Linked DNA regions of Homo sapiens: region 1 is linked to region 2. A link is a loop called in an ENCODE intact Hi-C map of the cell type or tissue named here. Cell type or tissue: IMR-90. All regions are shown on one strand. Links, peaks and the distances in the headings refer to the core of each region. The heading gives the core; the rest is flanking DNA.

Region 1 (2,924 bases), core at 270-2,769, 56 kb before region 2:
GATATCTTACAATGTATACATAGGCCAATCATCAAGTTGTATACCTTAAACACATACAATTAGTTGTCAACTATACTTCAATAAAGCTGGAGGAAAAAGCTCCTTGGGTTGCCAAATACAAGGAGTAATTTGACAATGCATTCCTGAGGAAGCACCTTGGAGAGCAAAGCACAGAACACTTTAAAAAAAAAAAAAAAAACAGAGATAGGATGGAATAAGGGGTGGGAGGGATCTTATTTCTACCAGGTGACAAACTCACTGCCTTTTCTATCTACGTATCTTAGGAATTTTAGTTCAGAAGCAAGATGATTATTTGAAATGACATGTTAACACATTTACTTAAATTTTAAAAACAAAGTCACTCCTTCTGATTTGCTTCATCCTAAGGACTGGTTTTGCTGCCATTTGTTTTACAATGATGAACATTTTCCAAGTATGAAGGAGAAAAGTCCATAACTTTGACTCTTTGATAATACACTTAAAGCATATATACAGTGTTACAATTCATAGGATATTACACCCTTTAAAACTATCCAAGTTTATTTTTAAAATTCTTTAGTTCTCGGCATAAAAACATACAGAGGGGTCCCCCGTTGTTGAGCCTAGACATAGAAGACAGGATTTGAAGGCAGCCAGTCATTTTCCCCATTGTGTACCAGCACACAATAGCATACACTGTGTTTCTTAAGTTAGTGATGGTATACACATAGTTTGGCTGGAAAGACTGAAGTATGATCCCCAGTTCTTTCCATACAGGATGCATATGATGACTCTTGGTTTCAGCTACAGCCTTAACATGTGGTCTATCACTAATGCCCTCAAATAATTACTACCAAGCCTTTGGCCAAGAACACTTAAAGGTCTAAAGGTAATTGAGCCCCTGACAACATGTTTCCAAGGACTCCATCTTCTTCCAGTGATTCAAGAAATATATTCCAGAGTTGTGCAAAGAATACCCATACCTGAGGGTCTGAACTATTCTTGTAACTAAACATTCATCATCAGTTTCTAATATCTCTAAAGGGTCACATTTATTACATGTGGTGTGAAACTATACTTAAAGTTATATCAGGCTGGGTTGATCGTTTCATCAAAATGACTTGCGTTTCTTTAAAAAAAAAAATCAATCTACCATAGTCAGCAATTCAGAAGGTGAAAAAGTCATGCCAAAAATAAATGCAAACCCACCTATCAGCAAAAAGGAAGGATGGCTCTAGAAAGAAAGTGCCAAGGTCAAGTGAGTTTTTGTGCAAGAAATCTTGTTATTACTATAATGAAAGCCATAAACATTCCATAGGAGTTGAGAGGCAGGAATTCAGGGAAGTTATACTAGTGTCTAGCATTTACTAAATTGAGAATCTTCATGCCAACCTAACACGCAAATATGCTAGAGCTGAATGAGACCATGACCGTTTCAGACAGAGCAGCCACGGCTAAGAAAAAGTGGCCAAGTAGCACACCACACAAAGCAAATGGCACCTTGGTTTGCTAACAGGATTGCAAGCAAATAGATCCCTGCTCTGAGTGAGGAGTCTAACAGATTCCTCTTCGAGCTTTTTTTGCAGCCTGCAACAATTCATCTGTCAAAAAAGTACATGAATGGGAAAAATCCAGTGTCTGAGCCAAGGACTGTGTTGCAACTGTCTAAGATTTTTGAGAGCTGGCCAAACACGCCTTTAAGGATTGTTTTCACTCTCTTGGCTTTGCAGCACCTCATCCCTAAATACTTGATAACTGTTTTAGAGGTGTAGCTCCTTTTCAGACACTGACTCACTCAGGCGCTTCCAGAGAAGTTCACGCATATTTTTCAGTACAGATGGTGTATCTGCATATGTACAACTGGCCAGAAGACAAATCAACACATTTTCCCAAGAGCCGATCAACACTTAGTTATTCAAGGAATGATCTCCCAAACTCTTTACTTCTGTTCCCTCCCTGATACTGCCCTCTTCAATTGGACTTTTACTTCTTCCTAATATCTTTATCAGAAGATTATTGGAAAAGAAACTAAAGGAGGCTGAACTTACACTCGTCACTTTAGTTTAGAGAAATGGCAGCTCTGGGGAAAAGGATCATGAGAAAGAAGGATGTGAAAATCATTACCAGGATTCGGGGATCATCTGTGGATCTTAATTATTCCTGCTCTTCCTACCTCTGAAGGTCAAAGATATTATTGACAGCTGGCTGCTGGGGAAGTTTGAAATGGGACAAACTTGTCAAATTGCTGTGCCCTCAGGGAAACCCTCCCTGCTTTGACCCTGGATTGAGTCACCTGCATGGGGCTTTTCTACCTGATGTTCCGAGGGAGACATACATTATAAGTCAAGTTTTTCCTTCTTCTTTCTGTGTATTCTCATGAAGTGCTAGGGAGGGCTTGTCACTGGGGGCTGTCTGTTCTAGGCTGATTGAATCTACAGTTCTGATCCACATACACAATAGTACTTCTAACTCACAGAACAGCTAAGTCGATGGCCTGCCTGTAGTAACAGGTGCTGGTTGGGAGAATGTCATGGCATAGAATGCAAGGACTTGTACTAAGGAAGCATTGCCAAGGATGTGAGCTGAAAGGTTTCCAGAGGGATTTTATTTAAAAAAAAAAAAAAAAAAAAACAGACTAAAGAAGGGAAAAGCAGCTGTTTGGAAATAAACTGTAAAACATCTGTAGCACACGACCAGAATTCTCTAAGTGTGAGCATGAGGTTTTAAAGGGGCCTCATCTTTCATAAGCAACACTCCAAGCACAAAGCATATGCCACAGGCAGTCAGTCCTCTCCAGTGTTCCCAGTAGTAGAGAGGAGAGGTGTGGTGTGCCCAGATGTGCCATCATGGTGGGACGTCCAGCTTTTCTGGAAGCCACTGAGCACAACTGTCCTTTACCACAGCAAGTCACGGAGAAGGAAAAAAAAATCCAGAGAAAACTTCAC
Region 2 (2,924 bases), core at 170-2,669:
CAGAGAGGCAACAAATTATATGCTAAAGCAAGCACTGAGCATTGTTTTTGTATTTAAACAGATTCTTATCCCAGGGAAGCCCTCCTCCAAGCTGATCAGAGGTAAGCTCTCAAATAGAGGAACTAACCATGATTCAGCACATTTAAAAAGGATTTATACCCATTCTTAGAAGGACACCCAGAGGAAACACCATCTGAGGTCTGAACAATAGTATCTGCTTGCCCTTTGATCTTAGTTTAAGAACACTTTGTACAACTTTTTTTTGTTGAAATGCCACTGAATTTCAAATTTACTCTTTGTAATCTCTTTAGAAGAACATCTACTGCTTCTTTGAATCACACTCTTGCAACCAAATTCTCCAAACTGTTTTTGCTGTGAGTAGCTTGCAGGCATGGATTTATTTTCTGCTAACAAAAATCTTCTTAAGTACAGGTAGCTTAAATGAAAAACAGTACTACTGATGCTATGTTTAGGAGAAAGAGATAGCGCATTATATCTAGTTACAAATACAAGTAGGGAGTATTCCATTTTTCTTCTTATTTATGTTTCCCAAGAGTAATTTTGTTCAGAAAATTGCCAGTATTTTTAGCACAAGTTTCTTGCTGCTTGTACTAATATATACTGATTCCCTTTTCTGAACACAATTTGAGTTTTTTAAATTGCCATTTAATCCTAGCATTTGGAGATAAATACCTCGTGAATTCAAATAAACAAGTGAAATCTGAAATGCAGATATTTAATTAAATGTTTTTACTACTCTCAAATGTAATGCATATTACAAATTAATATACATATGGGTGACTAATAAAAAAGGTGTATTAATAAAGCACGATGATTTACCTCAAATACTGTGAACCTCCCTGTCCTAAATGTCTTCACTGTAAACATTTTACTCAATAAAAATCAGGTATACCCTTTCTAAATAATCAAATCTTCCAAATCAGTGAAATATGAATTTGAAGCATGGGCTATGTCTATATGTTCACTAATTCAGCCTTTTCAAAGCATCTTCCATGTGGTCAGCATTATGTTAGGCACTTGGGCTACTGTGGTGGGTTAGCGTGGTTTCCGCCTTTGGAGGCTGACATCCTACAGGGGAGACAAACAAATGAGTAAGCAAATTTAACAAGAAAAAAGAAAAACTTGTGATAAGTACAAGGAAGGAAATAAGCAGAGTGCTGTCATGGTACAGAAGTGGGTGGGATGGAGGCATGACCAGTTTATATAGAGTGGCAGAGAAGGTCTCTCTTAGGTGAATTTTAAGCTAAGACCTGAAGGATACCTCTCCAAGGTCACCAAATTGGCAGGGATGCTGACTAGGCTGCCAAGACATTTTTAGCATTAGAAAACAAATAGAAAATGGCATCTGTGGCCCTGAGTGAATGCAAGTTCACGAGCTCGCTCACCCAGGCACTCTGCACACCAGCAGCCCAGGCAGCAGACGGTTAGCATTTAGAAGGTGACACATCCCAGCCTATTCACCCAGAAAGAGTTTGAAACAGTCAACATAAACAACAATGAGCTGGTTGGATGACCAGCACTTGCGCTATGAGAGAGAAATTTATCCTGTTGATTCACACTTCCTGATAGTCCGGCTGGCTTACAAGGCTCGGGGTGTTTCAAATGTATTTCATGAGTAAATTATTCCCCCAGTCCCAGGGAAGTCGGATGTTTACAACTATGTAATACTTTCCCTTGTACTTCCAGTGTGTAATTTACTTAACCTAGTAGGTATAAGCGTACTTTAAAACGCAGCGCTGTCATGTTTATCTTTCTGTAGATTCTTTAATAGATGAGTCAGGTAATGTGGCAGTTAACATGGCATTGACAGCAATTAGGAAATCTGTAATTCTCTAGTATCCCTATATAGAGAATCCAACATTGGTACGCAATAACTTTGTTCAAATGAACTGTCCTTCCTATGTTCAGAGTCATGGCAATCAGATTTTACCCCATTCTAGCCTCTGATGATGAAATACCCCTTTCCTATTGCTACATGGATTAAGATGAAATAGAATTGCTTCATTGGCAGGTGGCATGGCTTGCTGCTTGGATTCTACTTACCCGCAAAAGGTTTTCTCTTCACACTATCAGTATAGAGTCCAGAAGTGGACCTACAGTAGCTATAACTTGTACAAGGAGCCCAGTGATAGGAATATGAGGGGCTTGGGATAGAATTCCCATCCTAGAATTCTCTTTCAGTTCTGTGTCAGCCTGTCTTGGGGCCTGGAATTGCACTACTGGGTGAGTTCTCTTAAAAATTTTTAGGGGATTTTTTTAGATCTTTCAAAATCCTTTACGAAAAATGTCAATATCCCTAGGGAGATACTATGTTAAACCATCACCCTAGCAAGGATTAGCTGACAGCCAGCTTTAAGCAGTGTGACTCAGAGGCAGTGTGTCCCTGTAGCCCACGAAAAGTCAGAGAAGCAAGGAATAAGGGGAATTTGGAGGGTCACTAAATACAGTAAATATGACTATACTTTACAAATTCGCCTTAGGCCCAGCTCTTGAAATTTCAAATACCATCTAAGGCAGTGGTTTCCAAACACTGACATCACCTGAGATCTTGACAAAACAATGACACTGCTGGGCATGGTGGCACACTTCTATCTTCCCAGCAACTCAGGAGGCTGAGGCAGGGGGATTGCTTGAGGCCAGGAGTTTTGAGTCCAGCCTGGGCAACGTTGGGAGATCCTCTTTATTTTTGAACAAAAAAATACTGCTACCTGGTTTCCACCTCCACACATTCTGATTTGATATGGAGTGCCACCTGGGCATCTGGGTTTTTTTAAGGCGTTCCCCCCTACCTCCCACGTAACACCCACGTGATTCTAATGTGTAGCAATGTTTGAAAGCTTTGCTCTTCATCTCTTACTGGGACAATGTATCCATTTCCTTCAGACATTGGGATCTCCTGTGCC

What was found. Peaks named below come from ENCODE experiments on the same cell type or tissue, not always from the same donor. Only the 100,000 strongest peaks of a DNase experiment are listed, where the experiment ranks them.
Region 1: a loop joins it to region 2, with 4 times the contacts of the local background. A loop is called at or near these places in 6 of 110 quality-filtered maps.

Annotation. Positions count from the first base shown.
Region 1 is chr6:7,786,147-7,789,070 of GRCh38, reverse strand. All of the region lies in intron 1 of BMP6 (bone morphogenetic protein 6), which reads right to left. Among named protein-coding and RNA genes, the nearest start is that of BMP6, 62 kb to the right of the region's middle. In IMR-90, for the core only: no CTCF peak of the experiment used is centred there; a DNase peak (open chromatin) is centred at 1,700; H3K27ac peaks cover 810 bases.
Region 2 is chr6:7,729,669-7,732,592 of GRCh38, reverse strand. The region is part of intron 1 of BMP6 (bone morphogenetic protein 6); the gene reads right to left. Among named protein-coding and RNA genes, the nearest start is that of BMP6, 5.0 kb to the right of the region's middle. In IMR-90, for the core only: no CTCF peak of the experiment used is centred there; a DNase peak (open chromatin) is centred at 1,542.